Regions from separate parts of the Homo sapiens genome. Here region 2 is linked to region 1. The links are chromatin loops, found by intact Hi-C in ENCODE. Cell type or tissue: HCT116. All regions are shown on one strand. Links, peaks and the distances in the headings refer to the core of each region. The heading gives the core; the rest is flanking DNA. Region 1 overlaps TTC3 (tetratricopeptide repeat domain 3). Region 2 overlaps TTC3 (tetratricopeptide repeat domain 3).

Evidence for each region. Peaks named below come from ENCODE experiments on the same cell type or tissue, not always from the same donor. Only the 100,000 strongest peaks of a DNase experiment are listed, where the experiment ranks them.
Region 2: a loop joins it to region 1, with 2.9 times the contacts of the local background. A loop is called at or near these places in 1 of 110 quality-filtered maps.

The regions. Positions count from the first base shown.
Region 1 is chr21:37,198,252-37,208,660 of GRCh38, forward strand. TTC3 (tetratricopeptide repeat domain 3) reads left to right here. Exons shown (of 46, transcript NM_001330683.2): 45 at 1,981-2,073; 46 at 3,189-4,856. The coding sequence ends at 3,323. DSCR9 (Down syndrome critical region 9) reads left to right here and starts at 10,252. Exons shown (of 3, transcript NR_026719.2): 1 at 10,252-10,293; 2 at 10,403-10,409. RefSeq lists enhancers at 8,916-9,752, 10,051-10,240. In HCT116, for the core only: no CTCF peak of the experiment used is centred there; DNase peaks (open chromatin) are centred at 1,040, 1,320 and 1,610; H3K4me3 peaks cover 876 bases; H3K27ac peaks cover 1,492 bases.
Region 2 is chr21:37,139,576-37,149,984 of GRCh38, forward strand. It overlaps TTC3 (tetratricopeptide repeat domain 3), which reads left to right. Exons shown (of 46, transcript NM_001330683.2): 20 at 986-1,098; 21 at 4,950-5,070; 22 at 7,906-8,028; 23 at 8,971-9,072. Among named protein-coding and RNA genes, the nearest start is that of TTC3-AS1, 49 kb to the right of the region's middle. RefSeq lists an enhancer at 7,763-8,263. In HCT116, for the core only: no CTCF peak of the experiment used is centred there; a DNase peak (open chromatin) is centred at 6,316.

The DNA of each region.
Region 1 (10,409 bases), core at 649-3,148:
CACATGAGTGACAAGGGCTCTGACCATCGTGGGGGATCTGAGCCTTCTCTCTCTTGCCCTTGTTTTGCTGCAGATGGTCAAGTACATGAACTTTGTACATCCAGTGTGGTATTTTGAACAGTTGGGGAAATCATTTTTGAATAATTTTCTTCTGTGTAACCATGGCTTTGGAATTACACAGATGTGTCAATGTGTCGTGTGGCCACACCCACCCCAAGATAGACCGTGATTGCCTGGAGAAGAGGGTTCTGTTTTTGCTTCATGATGGATGTTTGTAGTAACGAAGATATAAAAGCTGACTTACTGAAACTTCACCAGATTGTATGAGAAAGAAAAATATGTGTTCAAACTGGGACCTAATTTGATAACCATAGTTTGTTAAAATTAAAAGTATTAATTTTCAAATTACAAAGTATTACATACAATAGAAAATACAAATAAAAAGGGCATTTAAAAACCCGCCCTGTAATCAGTATTACCACTTTGGTATATATTTTTCTAAACTCTTGAATGCATGGATATGTGAATTAGTCAAAACTGAATACGCTAGTCACACTTTGTATGTTCTCTGAGGGGCTGAATGTTTTGGTTGTTTTCCATTTTTTTTTTTATTGTGGTTGTCCTTTTTTTCTTTTAGTTAGAAATATACTGTGCCCATCTTTTCTAGGAAATAGAAAACGGTCAAGTTAAGTGTATATTTTTTTCAAACTAAACCTGGCTCCGAGCTTTGCACTGGGCATTGGAGAGGCCTTCAATGGCTCTTCCCCGGTCTGGCACTTCCTCTTCTTCCCTGACCCTCGAGTCATGGGCAGCAGTGGAGGGGCATGAACCCTCCTTCTGCAGCATCTGCCCCATCTCCTCCTGGGCCGAGTCATGCCTTGGGAGAGACAGCAAAACCCTGAACAGCAGTTCAAGGTCTTCTCAGCCTTGGGGTGATGCCTCCAGTGCCACTCCCTGAACTTGATCCCACTGCCAGGGCTGCCTGCATTCGCCCACTCCCTCAGCAGGGGTTTTTAGAGCATGAGTTTGAGCTAGGTTTTCTGCCAGCTGCTAAAGACCCAGATGGGACTCATTTTGTGCCTTCAAGGCGCTCAGAGTTAAGAGGCAGTGAGCTAGAGTAGAAGTTAATGGTGCAGTAAGGGTAAGTGCTGTGAGCTGCAGGGAGAACTGTGCCTGGAGTCCCAGGCGACACTCAGGTCTGCTCTCACATCGAAAGCACTGTCTATGCTCACCAGACTGTGAGCCGCTGAGGCCAGAGCCCTCCATTCATCTCTGCGTCCAGCACCCGACACCAACCCTGCCCATGGATGTTTGCCGGATGAGCCATCCGTTTGTTTTGTTTTGATTTGCACAAGTAATCCATGCTCATAGAAACTAGAAAATAGTAAAGAAAAAGATTAAATCTCCCTTACCCTGAGGCAACCACTGTTAACTGTTTTTCTAGGCATGTATGTATACATGCAGCCCCTTTATTAAAAAGTGAGTTATATATGATACATGTTGTCTTGTTAGCTGCTTTCATTCAGCAGGCTGTTGGGGCCAGCTTTCTATGTCAGGGATTATGGGCTTCCGTCATGATTTTCCTTTTGGCTACACAATAGCCCATTGTGTGGATGTGTTGGAATTTACTACCCTCAACTGTTAGATGATTAAATGTATGATTAATTCACACCATGCCATGTGATTATCCCATACTGTACTTTAGGTATGGTAATCTTCACCTGGGGATCTTCTGGTCACATAAAACAGTTTTTTCTCTGAGGAAATTAGAACTTTATACTTTTCTTTTTGTATTTTTATATTTTTTCTTAAGAAATGCTATTAAAAAATAAGTTGTTTCCTCAGACTGTTTAGCTGTAATTGTGAATAATTTGCCACCCTTTGTGGCAGAAGATGTTTGAAGGCCACTTGAAGGAAGAACTCGTGTCATAAAAACAACTGTAGTTATTCTTTACTATTCAGGTGTGTTTGTTTCCACAGGCACTGGGTGCAAGTTCCTGTGAAATATGCCACGAGGTGTTCAAATCAAAAAACGTGCGTGTGCTCAAATGTGGGCACAAGTATCACAAAGGGGTAAGAGCTCTTTTTGGCCATCCTTACAGCATGCATTGGGACCTTCAAATATTTTCAAAATAAGAAAGGAATTGTTTTCTAGTCATCAGTATTTATTGTGCTTTCAAACTATTTTCTTTGCAAACCTCCCGTGTCAGTGTTCAGTGCCTCCCTGTCCTCACACCAGCTCTGCAGGAAGGGCAGCTCTGGAGACCGTCCTTTCCATCCCTTGTGGGGAGAGGGGAACAGCAGCTCCAGCCACTCGTTAGTGCTGAGATTCAAAGCAGTATTAGTTCCTTGAAAGGTGATTTCTTACACACTTGACTAAATGGAGAAACAGTGAAACCATTTTTTTGACTTAGTGTAGTATATGAAGTCAGTTTAACATTTTAGAGGAGAAAAACTAAACCTAGCTGAGTCCCTTCTGCCTGACCCAGGGACAGTCCTGCTCGTACCGTTCTGGGATCTGTGTGTGAACTATCATGGTGTTCTAGGTACCGTGAGCATTTGTGTGCACCCCTGCTGCTGGGTTAGAACAGATCAGGTCTCTGCCATGGGGATTTGCTAATCCCTTGGAACGGGATAAATACAGCATGCTCACTGAAAGGAATTGAGACCACTTGCCAAGTCTCTGGTGTGGTGTGCCTCCTTGGGTACAGGGTCTTATATTTGGGCTAGCTGACTGTCCACAGCCTCTGCAGTGTGGGCAGCAGCAGCAGGAGTGTGGCGTGCAGGCTGGAGGGCTGTTCCAGAGCCAAGGGCCAAGGCCAGGCCAAGGGATGGGCTAAGAATGAGTGATTGGGTCATAGGGCCGAGAATGCCAGGCTCTGGAATTTGGCGCAGCTGAAGTGGAAGAGCCGAGCCTGGAACCGGGGATCAGGGCAAGACCACCCCCTGAGGCCAGGTTGGAGGCCCAGAGCGCTCAGGATCTGACCCTGAGGTGGGATCGTTTGCGGCTGGGGCTTTGTCCACACTCTGGCCTGAGCGGGTGTTGGTGTCCCTGAGTATTGGGCAGCTCCAGGCCCAAGAGACCAAGGGCAAGTGAGCCACGCCTGCCAAGGAGCCCAGCAGCACAGGGGAGCTAAGCTTCCTCATGGTCCTGAAGGCATCTTCTGATTTTGTTTTCTCCTTTTCAGTGCTTTAAGCAGTGGCTTAAAGGGCAGAGCGCTTGCCCGGCCTGCCAGGGTCGTGATCTCCTGACAGAAGAGTCACCTTCTGGAAGAGGCTGGCCCAGTCAGAATCAGGAGCTGCCTTCCTGCTCTTCTAGGTAGTCACACTTCACTAAAGTGTCATCCACCAGTGTGTTGAATCCGAAGAATGACAATTTTCTACCACTGGTGTAAAAAACAAACATTTGAAGACCCTTGTGCATTGTGTGTCACAAAGCTAAATACATGGAAATCGTTAATATCGCTGATATTAAGTAATTTCCCCACTCTGAGTGAATACTTTGATGATTGCCAACAGTGGCTAATAAAATGACGGCTACCACACTCATGGGTCACTGGGGCTGCGCAGGGCTCTTTGAGGTGGGTGGCTTCTTTTGGAAAGTACTATGAACGTCTCGAAGCAGTATTCTAGTGATAAGAATTCTTAACATAGCCAAGCGCCCCACGTTTGTTCCCCACGTTTGTTCCCCTTTTCTGTTTGAAAAACCTGTTCTGGTAGCTCCACAAGAGAGATGATACTGACTTTTTAAATTTTTTACAAGAGTCTGTATTCCTGATATGCCTATATTTTTCCTCAAAGATTCTGCATTTTAAGGATGGGCATAAGCAAACTATATTTTAATAATTTATAGTTAATGTTAAAATATTGGCTGATTTAGACCAAAAGATTCAAATCTCCTCTTTGTGAAATCCCATCTGCATTTGATTTTTTATTATTTTATGTTCCCCCGTTAGATTGTTTTAAGTGTTTGCTTTTCATCTTTTATAGATGTAATCTGATTTTCAAAAATCATTAACACTTTTTAATTAGTATCGACTAAGACTTTTTCCCCCTGGAATCGAGGCTGTGTGTCCGTCATCCCAGCCCCCGGTTGGAGCCTGCTCTTTGAACTCCGCTGCCTTCCTTAGCAGCTTCTGTCCTCTTCTGTGAGTCAGTCAGCGAGTGCTTGGGATCCGCATCCAGCCGTGCTGAGCACACAACAGGCTGTGTGTGGAAATGGCCACCACCATTCTCCTTCCCCACCCCACCACAAAAAGAGAAGCTGTGTCTTTAGACAACCCTGAGGTATCTGTGTTACAATCGTTCTGTGTTTGATATTTGTGTAAAGTATGCATGCAGTCTTGTACTGTGACCTAAGAACAAAACTGTAACTGCATTAGAAACCATGAAAAAATTAGATATTGTTTTGTGACTTTTAGACAGTGGTAAATATAGAACCATGAATTCTGGTCACATTCCATTTCTCTCCAACATGAAGGATCAAAAAATGTTTTTCAATGTGTTCTTTGTTCCACTGGAAACTTAGAGTCATGAGTTTATGAGCTGATTTGGTCACCTTCCTCTGCCTTTGTTCACTGTGAGTTCTGATGTCTTAGTGACTTAGTTCTTAGAAGCTCACGCCTTAGTTTGAAACAGATTCTCCACGGTGGTCCCCAAAACACTGTCTGCATATCCATAAGAATTGAGCGCTATGGGTGTTAACGTGCATGAGGATCAGTTTGCAGCAGCAAGTACAAAAGGAGAAGAGGAACATCCGTTGAATGAGTGTGTTTTGTACATAACTTCAGATACTTGTGAACATGCCTTATATTTGTCCAACAACTGTCAGAATAAAGAACATTCTAAAATGAGAAGTTCACTGTCACTCTTGTCCATTCTTTCTTAGAGAAGTTTAAAAATGCATTCTTCTGGAAAACTTAGGACATGTATGTCATGCTAACATTTTAAGAGTGCTTTCGTCAGGAAAGAACAGCCACGCCATGCTGTGTCTGAGGAGTCTGACCAGGGATCTCAGGGCGTTTTAGGGCCTGGGTCAGAATTTTCCTTTGTGCCTGCGTAAGATCGACTATAGGAGTTCACACAGAGATGATAGAGTTTACTTCTTAAGGCTAAATTAAGAGATTTTTCATGTGAATACATATAAGGATGTTGAAGATAAATTGCATTCCTTGGTATATTTTTTGAGGCATTTGTGGATTTATGGGCCACTGAGGCTGTCGATGGGGTTTCCTCTATAGAGGGGCTTCTGGGTATGCTGAGCACTCACAGAGTGAAAGCTCATTTGAAGAAAGCTCATTTTCAAAATCTGTCTTCTGTTTTTTCAAGTGTATTCAAAGTATTATCAGTACGTATTTTTAGTCTGATGGCATTTAATTTAATTTAAAGCAATGACTATTCCTTAAGAATTTAGGCCGGCCGCGGTGGCTAACGCCTGTAATCCCAGCACTTTGGGAGGCCGAGGTGGGCGGATCACGAGGTCAGGAGATTGAGATCATCCTGGCTAACACAGTGAAACCCCGTCTCTACTAAATACAAAAAACTAGCCGGGCATCGTGGTGTGTGCCTGTAGTCCCAGCTACTTGGGAAGCTGAGGCAGGAGAATGGCGTGAATCCGGGAGGCGGAGCTTGCAGTGAGCCGAGATCGCACCACTGCACTCCAGCCTGGGTGACAGAGCGAGACTCCGTCTCAAAAAAAAAAAAAAAAAAAAAAGATTTTAGATTAGTTTTCCCTGCTGAACTGCTTAATCTATGTTATGAATAATGGATAGCCTGGTATAAAATTGAAGTGGTGCCCCAGCAATGCAAAATGTTACTACGGTTTTAAGGTAATCTCAAAGACTACAGAAGTGCCCCCACTTATTCGTGATTTTGATTTCCACAGTTTGTTACCCACGGTCAGCCGTGGTCTGAAAATAGGCAAGTACAGTGCAGTACAATAAGATATTTTAAGGGGGAGAGACCACACTCACATAATCTTTACTACAGTGTAATTGTTCTATTTTATTACTAGTTCTAGTTGTTCATTTCTTACTGTGCCTAATTTATAAATTAAACTTCATCATAGATACATATGTATAGGAGAAAACATTGCATATGTGGGGATTGGAATTTTCTGTGGTTTCAGGCATCCACTGGAGGTCTTGGAACATATCTCCCACGGATAAAGGATGTGTGTGTGTGTGTGTGTGTGCAGTCGCAGCAGGTGGTCAAAGTGCTCAACACACCACAAACTGAAGCAGTAAAACTATTTTAGAGTAGTTTTTTAGTCAGATGACTGGAGAAGGGAATTAAAGGAAACAGTAGAAGACACAATAGCAAAGATGGAAGTTCCTTCTGTCAGCCTGAGGTACTTACTCAGGAGGCTGAAAAAGCAGAGGCCGTAAAGTGATAGGATGGTTGGTCAGAATGAGGACCAAAAAGCATCTGCAGTATGACCTCAGAAAGAAAGAAGGTATCAGAAGGAGAAGCTGGGAGGGTATACAGATGAGTAAATTCCTGGTGAAGTGCTCAGCACAGTGCCTGCACACAAACTCGTGATAACCGGAGCTAACAACTAACTGTCACTAAGATTAAGGGCCTGGAAATTGCACAAGAAAGAGTAGGATAGTACAGTAGGAAAGCCGCCGTTAGTTAGGAAGTCCACTTCCTCAGTGTGGCCTGGATTGGAACACGATCCAGTGGTGAAAAGAGCAAGAAGAAATCAGATCACCTCAAAGTCGTTTTGGAAAATAACAGCTTTGTTCCTGAGATCTCCCTGAATTGACTTCAGGAATATTGTGATTCTATAGCAATGGATCATTTCACCTTTTGGCTTTCCCAAATTATCGGACTGAGCAGCTTTGAGTCAACCTTTCCTATCCAGTTTGGGTTGAGGATCAGGGCCCTGTGGTGGGCTCACTAGGGATATGCCCTGGAGCATCGGTGTGGCCAGGCAAGGCTCATTGTAGTGGAGGTGTGTAGTCCAGACTCCCTGGCTTAGGGTGAGAACTGTTACCATTTGTTCCATCATCGCCTCTACTTTTTTTTTTTTTTTGAGACGGAGTCTAGCTCTGTCGCCCAGGCTGGAGTGCAGTGGCATGATCTCCACTCACTGAAACCTCCACCTCCTAGGTTCAAGCGATTCTTCTGCCTCAGCCTCCTGAGTAGCTGGGATTACAAATGCACACCAGTACACCTGGCTAATTTTTATATTTTTAGTAGAGACACGGTTTTATCACGTTGACCAGGCTGGTCTGGAACTCCTGACCTCAGGTGATCCACCTGCCTTGGCCTCCCAAAGTGCAGGGATTTATAGGCATGAGGCACTGTGCCCAGCCCATTGCCTCCACTTTATACTGTCTCTTCCTATTCTCCCTTTAAAGGTGAAAAAAGATAAATATTAGCAAGAATGCAGAAACTAAACAATAGTAAACTAGAAAATCCTAATGAGTCATCCATTAATCAAGTCGGATTGATAAACCATCATGGCAAAAAGAGACTTTTAACTATGTTAAGAAGAATAATTTGGGGGCCAGGGCCTGGTGGCTCACATCTGAAATCCCAGCACTTTGGGATGCTGAGGTGGGCAGATTGTTTGAGCTCAGGAGTTTGAGACAAGCCTGGACAACATAGTGAAACCCCATCTGCAAAAAATGCAAAAATTAGCTAGGCACGGTGGCACATGCCTGTGGTCCCAGCTACTTGGGAGGCTGAAGTGGGAGGATCACTTGAGCCTGAGAGGCAGAAGTTGCAGTGAGCCGAGACTGCACCACTGCACTCCAGCCTGGGTGACAGAGTTACCCTGTCTCAAAACAAAAACAAAAACAAGATCTCCATATGAAAATAAATGAAGCTTGACCTCTCACAGCATATACAAATGTCAATTCCCAATGGATCACAGTCCTCAATATGGAAAGCAAAATAATGCAGCTTCTACAAGAAAACAGACAATCTTCCTGCCCCTGGAATAGGCAAAGATTTTAAGGAATCACTAGCTCCAAGAATAAAATGTTGATAAACTGGATTTTGGTCTGCACTAAGAACTCTTAAGTTGCTGTTGAGAGAGTGAAAAGGCAAACCATGAAGTGGAAGACGCTGGTAATCCACACTTCCAACAAGACTCCTCCAGAATGTACAAATAACTACAAATCAGTAAGAAAAAGATAACAATATATTAGAAATAGGCAAGAGATTTGAATAGGCACTTCGCAAGTATCCAGATGGTTTGTAGGCATTTTGATAGCCACATTTGTTCAAAATCAATCACCAAGGAAATATAAATTAGAACATTGCTGGCAGGGTGATAGGGTTTGGATTCGTGTCCCTGCCCAAATCTCACGTCGAATAGGAGGAAGGGCCTGGTGGGAGGTGATTGGATCATGGGGGCGGATTTCCCCCTTGCTGATCTCATGATAGTGAGTCCTCATGAGATCTGATAGTTTAGAAGTGTGTGGCATTCCCCTTTGGCTCTCTCTCTCCTGCCCCCATGTAAGTCATGCTTGCTTCCCCTTCACCTTCCTCCATGATTGTACATTTTCCTGAGTCTCCCAGCCATGCTTCCTGTTAAGCCTGTGGATCTGTGAGTCAATTAAACCTCTTTTCTTCATAAATTAGCCGGTCTCAGGTAGTTCTTTATAGCAGCGTGAGAACGGACCAATACACAGGGTATTTTAAGTTGTCTTGAAGTTTCCTGGTTCTAGCAGGTAGGACCATGTACTTAGCAAGGACCTGTTTTGCTGTTCTCTGGGGCATGGGTGAAGGTCTGGGGTGTGAGAGGCTACAGTGAGCTGTAATCACACCACTGCACTCCAGCCTGGGGGACAGAGTGAGACCCTGTCTCAAAAAACAAAAAAAAAAATTGAATCATGTATACACTTATATCAAAAACCAATGTACTCCTGATTACCTCAACTTATTATGTTGGGATTATTGAGGTCTATAGTATCTGTATGGTGGAAATACCGTATAATGCAACTCTTCCCAACTCTGTGTTTAGTGGGGTGACACTGGTAGCTTGAAATCAACCATCGTTGGAGTACTAACACCACAGTCATTGGCAAATGCTGTTTTGCTTCCCTGGAAAAGCTGGTAAAGCCTGGAGTTCTGCTGGTCTGGTGGTGCTGGTCTGGTGGTGCTTGATACCTTTCTCATTTCACATTTGAAATGGTGATTCAGGCACTCAGCAAACCCTGCTGGGATGATTTCTGCTGAGAGAGCTCCTTCCCATTGCTCTTTGGCTAGGGTCCTCACTTCCCTTGCCACCGCCTGGCCTTGCCTGGTTCTCTGCCATCCTGGAAAGGAGACACTGCTCTCTGCAGCGTCTCTGGCCCAGAGACAGGCCGAGTCTGTCATTGCATTAGCCTCTTAGTGGTTCCTTGGGGGCCACTCCCAGCAGAACCTCTGTCCCTGCCACAACAGGTCCTGTGCTACGAAACACCAAGGAAGTCCCCTTCCTGCCTCTGGCCAGGCCCTGCCTGAGAGGGTGCATGTGAATGCAAAGCAGGTCTGTTTCAGGAGTGCCCAAAAAGAAGCCACCAGGAGGACACCTCCATGCCAGAGGTGACTCATCTTACCTCCCAGAGGAAGGACTGGGGCCGGTCCCTTGGCCTTGCCAGGACAGCCTCCACAACGAGCAGCTGGTATGGTTACAGGGCTCCTGTGGCAGGCACTTTCAAAGAGACAAGCTTGCTCTCTGTAACATGTGCCTTTGTGTCAAACAGACCTGTCATTGTTTTCAGCAAATACCTTGGGACTTCAGTGCATAAATACCATTCTAGGTATTTTTCAGAAGTTGTGTATAAAGGCATTCTGCCTAATTCCTTCAGTCCTCTATTTCAGTTTCTATTTATTTGGTGTGATAGAAAGCTCTTAATTTAGATCTCCCCACCGCCAGTTCCAAGAAATCTGCCACCAGCTCCAAGCCTCATGTCCTGAAGTGCCACCTCATTCCCGCGGGGTGAGCCAGCAGCCTCTGAAAAGAGGAAGCCATTGAACAGATCACACTGTGCCTCCCGCCGCTGGCTGCCGCCCCAGCGCCAGCAGGACTCCGGCTTTGACTGGGGACTCACTGGAGGCCACATCGCTTTTGCTTCCAGTTTCCAAACTGCCACCACCTCGAAACTGCCAGACCTTTGAAAGCTGAGGCACAGTGCCTCACCCCTTCCTTCAGAAGACTGTCCAGCTCCCCCTCCTTCCCCTCCTCCCTCCCCCACTGGGGACCTCTCCTAGGGGAGGGGTCTGGTGTCCTCAGCTGGCTCCTCTCCACCTTCGCTTCTACCCGGGGGCTCCAGTGCATCTGGCTTTATCTCTGGGGTGAGCCATGCGGCCCTGGTCATCTGGACGGGCCACTGAACTCCACACATTCACCTGTTCACTGGCTCATCCATTCATTCATCTGGTCTCATGTGCTGCCCTGTTCTAGGTGCTTC
Region 2 (10,409 bases), core at 5,293-7,792, 54 kb before region 1:
CAGAAGTTGACAGTGCCCAAGATTCATTTTCCTTGATCTCAGTGTCACAGATTAATAATGTCTCCCATGAATGCTCTCTAATTCTATTTTCCAAGAGACAGTTGGAGACAGAACTTCATGATTTTCATTTTATTCCTGACAGAATAATAATAAATACCATATTTTACCTTATTAGAATTGAAGAAATCATTTATTACATTTGTGATTTAATGTAAAATAGCGAGACTGATTTAGAAAAAAAAAATGTGTTATAGTAGAACTTACATGTTTAAAAGAATTTCATCAGAGGACAGCCCTTGCTTCAAACGTTTTTAGAATGCCTCCTTTGGAACTGGCCTCAAAGCTCCATTTTGTAGTGACATTTCTTTTTTTCACTCACAGTAGGGTTACCAGTATTTCTTAGAACTATGTATCTTTTGGATGTTTTCCAAAAACAAAATTCATTCAACTTAGTGGTTTTTCACTGTTGAGAATATTCAAAAAAGAATGTACTCTAAGCTATGTTAAGTGTTTACTAATGGGCTGTTTTTAAGACAGAGCTTTCATCCGTCTTGTGCCACAAAAGACTGTGACAACGTCATTGGAATGGCATTCCTTCCAAGGGATTAGCACTTAATAGGATCTATGTTATGGTGTGTTTACACCATAATTAGCCTTTTTTAAAAAACAAAAACAAAAACACGATTTGACTCTTTTTAGTATTAGCCAGCACACGCCAGGCCCTTAGTGCGTACTAGTAAATGCTTATAGGTTGATTGTCTGATGTGTTCAGCAGGATTGGTTTGGTTGTGTCTCTGACTATCCATATGATCAGAAATTTATATAATTCCTAAGAAAGTGAAACACAGAGGTATAATTTTGCCACAGGAATTTGGGGATATGCAGTTGTTATTTTAATATTATAAAAAAAATCAACCTTTAGATAAAATTTATTTCAGTATTTCTCTTTGTATGTAAGTGATCATTGTTTTCACTGCTATTCAAGGAATTATCTGAAGCCGAAAACCAGTTTAAGAGGATTATTGAACACTACCCCAGTGAGGGCCTTGATTGCTTGGCCTACTGTGGAATTGGAAAAGTATATTTGAAAAAAAACAGGTTAGTAGAAATGACACTACTTTAAGCTCTAGGCTGGTAACTCATTTAAAATCCAATGTGATAATGATCCATTTTCTAGAATTATTTTGATATCTCCTCTGTAGCACACTATCATAATTGTGATTTACTTTGAGGACCTGAAATTTCACTATCAGTATTAATTGTTAAAGCAAGGCCAGTCATTGCAGTTCTTGGTACTTCCTGATTTTAAATCTAATAAGTCAACAATATAGTAATTTGACATTAAAGATTTAATAGTCTAGTGTATAATCATCTATAGATAGTGAGTGAATTGATATAAACTAATGTTTTTAAAATCTGATTGTTTAATTTTTTTGATTTAATTATTTTTTAAAAATCTGTATGAAGATGGTTTTAAATAAGAGGTATATATGTGTTCAAAGACATCATGAGTGAGTTAGGAATATAAAAGTCTGTCCTCTGAACTCTATTGTAGTTGTAATCCTTACCTGCAGTTTAATATTGAAGCTGTTCTCTAAATGCCTCATGTCTCTTAGTCTTGTCTCCCCGAATGTCAGTATGTCCCTGAGGGGACAGGATTATGTCTTGAGCTTTAAAAAAAGAAAATCTGTTTCTGCCACTTGTACCCAATATAGAGGTAGGTATGTTAGATTATAAAGAAATAATTGTTGACTGATTGAATATTATTTATAATTTCTAACTGTCTTTAAATTTTCATGTAACTTGTTAGGGGAAATTTTATGAGATTTTGGGGAATCCCCCCCCCAGCCATCTTAGAATGTGCCTAGAACCTCCTTTATAGTTTTTTTTAAATTAAAGAAAGTTTTTTTTTGGCCAGGCACAGTGGCGCACACCTGGAATCCCAGCACTTTGGGAGGCCAGTGGGTGAATCACTTGAGGTCAGGAGTTTGAGACCAGCCTGACCAATATGTTGAAACCCTGTCTGTACTAAAAATACAAAAATTAGCTGGGTGTGGTGGTGCGTGCCTGTAGTTCCAGCTACTCAGGAGGCTGAGGCAGAAAGAATCACTTGAACCCAGGAGGCGGAGGTTGCAGTGAGCTGAGATTGCACCACTGTACTCCAGCCTGGGCGACAGAGTGAGACTCCATCTCAAAAACAGCAATAACACAGAGACACAACAAAAAAAGAGAATTTTAGACAATATCCCTGATGAACATCCATGCAAAAATCCTTAATAAAATACTGGCAAACCGAATCCAGCAGCACATCAAAAAGCTTATCCACCATGATCAAGTGGGCTTCATCCCTGGGATGCAAGGCTGGTTCAACATACACAAATCAATAAATGTAATCCAGCATATAAACAGAACCAAAGACAAAAACCGCATGATTATCTCAATAGATGCAGAGAAGGCCTTTGACAAAATTCAACAGCCCTTCATGCTAAAACTCTCAATAAATTAGGTATTGATGGGACGTATCTCAAAATAATAAAAGCTATTTATGACAAACCCACAGCCAGTATCATACTGAATGGACGAAAACTGGAAGCATTTCCTTTGAAAACTGGCACAAGATAGGGATGCCCTCTCTCACCACTCCTATTCAACATAGTGTCGGAAGTTCTGGCCAGGGCAATCAGGCAGGGGAAAGAAAGAAAGGGTATTCAATTAGGAAAAGAGGAAGTCAAATTGTCCCTGTTTGCAGATGACATGATTGTATATCTAGAAAACCCCATCGTCTCAGCCCAAAATCTTCTTAAGCTGATAAGCAACTTCAGCAAAGTCCCAGGATACAAAATCAATGTGCAAAAATCACAAGCATTCTTATACACCAGTAACAGACAAACAGAGAGCCAAATCATGAGTGAACTCCCATTCACAGTTGCTTCAAAGAGAATACCTAGGAATCCAACTTACAAGGGATGTGAAGGACCTCTTCAGGGAGAACTACAAACCACTGCTCAATGAAATAAAAGAGGATACAAACAAATGGAAGAACATTCCATGCTCATGGATAGGAAGAATCAATATCGTGAAAATGGCCATATTGCCAAGGTAATTTATAGATTCAATGCCATCCCCATCAAGCTACCAATGACTTTCTTCACAGAATTGGAAAAAACTACTTTAAAGTTCATATGGAACCAAAAAAGAGCCCGCATTGCCAAGTCAATCCTAAGCCAAAAGAATAAAGCTGGAGGCATCACGCTACCTGACTTCAAACTATACTACAAGGCTGCAGTAACCAAAACAGCATGTTACTGGTACCAAAACAGAGATATAGACCAATGGAACAGAACAGAGCCCTCAGAAATAATACCACACATCTACAACTATCTGATCTTTGACAAACCTGACAAAAACAAGAAATAGGCAAAGGATTCACTATTCAACAAATGGTGCTGGGAAAACTGGCTAGCCATATGTAGAAAGCTGAAACTGGATCTCTTCCTTGCACCTTGTACAAAAATTAATTCAAGATGGATTAAAGACTTCAATGTTTGACCTAAAACCATAAAAACCCTAGAAGAAAACCTAGGCATTACCATTCAGGACATAGGCATGGGTAAGGACTTCATGTCTAAAACACCAAAAGCAATGGCAACAAAAGCCAAAATTGACAAATGGGATCTAATTAAACTAAAGAGCTTCTGCACAGCAAAAGAAACTACCATCAGAGTGAACAGGCAACCTACAGAATGGGAGAAAATTTTTGCAATCTACTCATCTGACGAAGGGCTAATATCCAGAATCTACAAAGAACTCAAACAAATTTACAAGAAAAAAACAACCCCATCAAAAAGTGGGCAAAGGATATGAACAGACACTTCTCAAAAGAAGACATTTATGCAGCCAACAGACACATGAAAAAATGCTCATCATCACTGGCCATCAGAGAAATGCAAATCAAAACCACAATGAGATACCGTCTCACACCAGTTAGAATGGCGATCATTAAAAAGTCAAGAAACAACAGGTGCTGGAGAGGATGTGGAGAAATAGGAACACTTTTACACTGTTGGTGGGACTGTAAACTAGTTCAACCATTGTGGAAGTCAGTGTGGCGATTCCTCAGGGATCTCGAACTAGAAATACCATTTGACCCAGCCATCCCATTACTCGGTATATACCCAAAGGATTATAAATCATGCTGCTATAAAGACACATGCACACATATGTTTATTGCGGCACTATTCACAATAGCAAAGACTTGGAACCAACCCAAATGTCCCTCAGTGATAGACTGGATTAAGAAAATGTGGCACATATACACCATGGAATACTAAGCAGCCATAAAAAAGGATGAGTTCATGTCCTTTGTAGGGACATGGATGAAGCTGGAAACCATCATTCTCAGCAAACTGTTGCAGGGACAAAAAACCAAACACCGCATGTTCTCACTCGTAGGTGGGAATTGAACAATGAGAACACATGGACACAGGAAGGGGAACATCACACACTGGGGCCTGTTGTGAGGTGGGGGGAGGGGAGAGGGATAGCATTAGGAGATATACCTAAGGTAAAGGACCAGTTAATGGGTGCAGCACAGCAACATGGCACATGTATACCTATGTAACAAACCTGCACGTTGTGCACATGTACCCTAGAACTTAAAGTATAATAAAAAAAATATATATATATAAACAACAAACAACAAAAAAGTGTACACCTGCCACAATAAAGCCAGTGTCCAAGACGAGTTGTGTTTAATGTATATTACTTTTATAGCAAACAGCAATAGTGACTTTGTTTTTTTAAAGAAAATTTAGGTTACATTGAATATTGCTGTTCAGTGATTCATCAAATGTATTCGTCCCAGTAAGCTTGAGATCTTTGGTGACTTTTGAAGGGAGTGAAAATACCATTTTACATCTTTAATGCCTTTTTCATAATTATGACTTTAGATTTCTAGAAGCTCTCAATCACTTTGAGAAAGCAAGAACCTTGATTTATCGTCTTCCTGGAGTGTTAACTTGGCCCACGAGTAATGTGATTATTGAAGAGTCTCAGCCACAAAAAATAAAGGTAACCATTTATTTTTGCAGAGTGTTTCTTACTGTGAATGCTTATCTGCATTGACTGACTCAGGTATCAGGAGGCGGAGAGGTAGGAGCATTCCATCCCCACCTCCCTTACACGCATTTCCCCTCTACTGTCTAATGAGAATCTCTGACATTTATTGAATGTTTTCTGTGTGCCAGTGTGTACCTTCATTTATCATTATGCTTAATCCTTATAGCAGCCCCGTGCAGGGGGGCACTGTGATCATTCCCATTTTACAGATGAGGAAGGTTAAGTTTAGAGAGGTGAAATGATGCACTCAAGGTGAAACAGCAAGCAAATTGTGGTCCTGGAACTTGAGTCCAGGCATTCTGACTTCTGAGTATGCATGATCATGCACTCTGCTGGACTTGGTTGTACTTAGAGGAAGGTATAGTATTGTTGTTTCATCATAAAGTTACCACAGTTACTGAGATGGTACTTGAAGATTTAGAAAAATATGAATTTAGTCTCATATCCAGAAGCATAAAGATGCTTTGCTTGTTCTAGAAAGACTTACGTGTGAAATGACTGAGATAGGCTTTTACTTGTAGTGAACTCTCACATGTACTCAGAACTTGATTTTGGCTGAAGCTTTTAAAATCACAGAAGTCAACTTTTACAACTCAATAATAAAAAGACAAATAATCTAAGAAGTAGTCAAAGGATCTGAATAGACATTTCTGCAACGAAGATATACAAATGGCCAAAATTAGCACATGAAAAGACATTCAGCATCATTAGCTATCAGAGAAACACAAATCAAAACCACAGTGAGATACCACTTCACACTCATTAGGATGTGGGCAGACAATAAATATTGGCAAGGGTGTAGAAAAATGGGAACATTCAGACACTGCTGGTGGTAATGTATAATGATGCAGCTGCTTTGGAAAATAGTCTGGCAGTTCCTCAAACAGTTAAACATAGAGTTACCATGTCTCAGTCCATTTGTGTTGCTATAAAGAAGTACCTGAGACTGGTGATTTATGAAGAAAAGTTGGCTTATGGTTTTGCAGGCTGTATAAGAAGCATGGTGTCAGCACCTGCTGGTGAAGGCCTTCAATAGCTCCTACTCATGTCAGAAGGCGTAGGAGAGCCTGTCTGTAGAGATCATATAGTGAGAGACAGGGAAGTGCCAGGCTCTTTTTAACAACCAACTCTTTAGGGAACTAATGGAGTGAGAACTCACTCACCCCAGGGAGGGAATTAATCTGTTCATGAGAGATTCGTCGCCATGACTCAAAACACCTCCCACTGTGCCTCACCTCCAACACCGGGGATCAGATTTCAATGTGTGGTTTGGAGGGTCAAACATTCAAACTGTAGCATACCATATGATCCAGCAGTTTCACTCCTAGGTGTGTACAGAGAAAGGAAAACATGTTCTCACAAAAACTTGTACATGAATGTTCATAGCAGCATTAGTCATAATAGCCCAAAATGGGAAATAGCCCAAGTATTCGTGAGCTGATAAATGGGTACGTAAGTATTGGAACCTGGGAGGTTGAGGCTGCAGTGAGCCTTGATTGTGCCACTGCAGTGCAGCCTGGGCAACAGAGTGAGAGTCTGCCTCAAAAACAAATGGCCAGTCTTGGTGGCTTACGCCTGTAATCCTACCACTTTGGGAGGCCAAGGCAGGAGGATTGCTTGAGCTCAGGAGTTCAAGACCAGCCTGGGCAACATGGCGAAACCCATCAATACAAAAATTAGCCAAACATAGTGGCACATGCCTGTAGTCCCAGCTACTCAGGAGGCTGAGGTGGAAGGGTCAGTTGAGCCCAGGAGGCAGAGGTTGCAGTGAGCTGAGATCGTGCCACTGCACTCCAGCCTGAGTGACAGAGTGAGACGCTGTCTCAAAAAAAAAAAAGAGTACTGATAACATGCTGCAGCATGGATGGACCTTGGAAACATTATGCTAAGTAAAAGAAGCCAAACACAAAGGGCTTGTGTGAGTCCATTCCTATGAAATCTCCAGAATAAGCAAGTCTGTATATAGTGACAGAAAGTAGACCAGTGATTGCTGGGCCTGGAAGGTTAGGGGAAAATGAGGAGGGACTGCTAATGCGTATGGAGTTTCTTTTTGAAAATGTTCTAAATTTAGACCGTGGTGATGTCAGCACATCCTGTGAATATGCTAAGAACACCGAACCGTACACTTCATTTGAGTTGTATAGTGTGTAAATTATGTCTCAACAAAGCTATTATAAAAAATACAACACAGGGATTCTTGGATTTACCTCTCTTCATACAAGATTGGGATAGAGGCATAGGAGCTATTGATAACAAAAAGCCAGCACTGGAAGCATGGCATGAGTCTCTTGGGGGCTTCATTAGCAGTGGAATAATTCTCCAGGGAGTCCACAAACAACAGTGGCAGAGCTGCAAGGAGGAAGATAATGGGAGTGTTAGGATTCTGGATGAGGTGATGTTGGGCAAGAGGAGCCTGGTAAAGTCCTCAGGATTACCCTAAGGGTTATTCTGCCTTACTTGACTTCCTCTTAATGCTTATGGAAGATTTCTGAGAGCTGTAAATTATAAAATGCGATTTGATGATTGTAACAGGACAAAATTTTGATTCTTTCGAAATTCTGAAAAAAAATTTTGTCCAGTCCTCTTTTTAAATCTCTCTTATGTCTCTTATCAGCCTTCCTTTTAAAAGGAAAAACTTTAAAAGTTGTATGTAGTTTGTTGTTGGTGAAAAAATTTAGTCATTCTTATGCTGAAAATATTTTGATGGCAAGAGGTTATTGAAATCACAAGCATTTTTATTGACAGATTAGTATTGTAATGGTATCATTTTTGTTTATTTTGTTTTAGATGCTGTTAGAGAAATTTGTTGAAGAATGCAAGTTCCCTCCAGTGCCAGATGCCATTTGTTGCTATCAGAAGTGCCATGGATATTCTAAGATCCAGATATACATAACTGATCCAGACTTTAAGGTAAATAATGAGTGTACAGTGGGACATTAACTTGCAAAATCATTTCTTAAAATGGGCTCAAAACAATCTGTAATTGGAGGCACCCAAGTTCTCTGGCTAGTTAGCAGTCGTCCACCCCTTTCCCAGGATTTTTTTTTTTTTTTTGAGATAAGTCTCACTCTGTCACCCAGGCTGGAGTGCAGTGGCACGATCTTGGCTCACTGCAACCTCCGCCTCCTGGGTTCAAGCAATTCTCCTGCCTCAGCCTCCCAAGTAGCTGGGATTACAGGCGTGTCCCAGCACGCCCAGCTAATTTTTGCATTTTTAGTAGAGACAGGGTTTCACCATATTGGCCAGGATGGTCTCGATCTCTTGACTTCGTGATCCACCCCCTCAGCCTCCCAAAGTGTGGGATTACAGGTATGAACCACCACGCCCAGCCTTCCTGGACTTTTTTAGGTCTACATCGTCTCACATGGGAACCAGAGCCACTGATGTATAAACGCTCTGGGCTGGGGTAGTGACCTGAGAAGGCAGGCTGGCTCATTCTTTTTCCTCTTCAAGCTACCTTAGGAGGATAGGAAACAAAGTGAGATTGTTACCTCTGATTTGTTGCAATTCTGATCTCTCATAAAATTTGAGTCCCAAATCTAAAGGTCATTGTGATCATTGAATTAGCTGTTAGAGACCTAAATTTGAGATAAGTCTGGCACTTAATTGAGTTATACTGGTTTATTCAAGAAGCTAGTAGCTGCCCTTGTCCTGCTGTTCCAATGTCCCTGGTTAGTAAATCAGATGAAATAATGTTTATAAAATATTTGATATATTTTGAAGAATGATGCAACTTTATGCTGTGGAAATAAATATGTTAGTCAAGCTCTCTCTGTCTTTATGTATGTTGTAGTGAGTGAGTGTGCAGAGACATCTTTAAAACGTTAATTAAAAAATTTTTTGTAACCCTAGGGTTTTATACGCATCAGCTGTTGCCAGTACTGTAAAATAGAATTTCACATGAATTGCTGGAAGAAGTTAAAAACTACAACCTTTAATGATAAAATTGACAAGGTAAAGCATAACAGGATTGTCTGAATTTTTCAGTATACTTATTGTATGTCAATTTTTCCCCCAAGAATTCCTTCCTGAACATTCTGCACATAATTAGAAAATTTTAAATTATAACTTTAATAATAAAGTGGAAAATCAAATTTGTTTTTATTTGGACAATCATAAAGGCATTAACCATAGAGGCTTTGTTTTTTTAAAGAGACGGATCTCACTGTGTTGCCCAGGCTAGAGTGCAGTGGTGCAGTCGTAGCTCACTGCAGCCTCAGACTCCTTGACCCAAGTGATCCTACTTCAGCCTCCCAAAGTGCTGGGATTATAGGCATGAGCCACTGCACCAGGCCCCACTTGAAAGTTTTGATGTGGAATTAGGGATTTCAAAACCAAAATTTGATGAGGTAATTTGTACTAAGAAGTCAACTCAAAACAATTTTTTTAATGTTGGGAAGAAAGATCAACTTCAATTTTAAACTGCCATTTCTCTCCAGGGATTTTCTTATTACCAAGATAATGATGTTAATTACCATTAAGTAGACATACTTTGAGGGAAGTCATAGTATTACAATCTTATTTGTATTCATAGAATTTGTTTCTGATCTATAGAAACTATGGACCTTTTCCTACACTTCTTAGGCTTATGCAGACCACTGTTCTTATTGGGGAAAGAATGAGGCAGTTGTACTAGGCATCTGTTAACAATAGCAATTATTAAAGTATGGTAGAAATAAATTCTCACATTTTGTACATTTTCACATAATTAATTAACAATATAATGATATGAGTAAATAACTGTCACCTTTGAGTCACTTCTGCTATGTCTTTGTCTTACCTAAATTGAGTTTCTCTAGTGATATACCCTCTTTTAGTGGTCTTAACTATTCCCATCATTTTAAATACACTCTGTAAATTAGTCAGCTTTCCCTAGGATATGCTGAAGTGATGCAACCCAAATATCTTGTGGCATACATCAGAGAAGTTTGTTTTTTGCTTACATGACTTGTCCTGCAGTTCTGCAGTTGTTGGCTGGGACTGGGCTGTAGCAGCTTTATTTTGTGTGGCTCTATTCCTTGTTTCTCAATCTAAGTTGAAGAATGACCCTTTTCTGGAACATCTTCCTGTGTCAGAGGAAAAAGAACAATGTCCAGTCTATGAAGTGTTTGTTAAACCTTTTGTCTAGACATGTGTATGTCATGTCTGGTCACTTTGCATTGATGAAAACAAGTCACATGGTCAGACCCACACCTGAAAGTATATTTTTCCTACACGGAAGCCTTAAAATTCGCATGGCAGTGAGTAAGGATTTTCACCACTTGCCTGAAGATGGTTTTAGTCCGTATTTT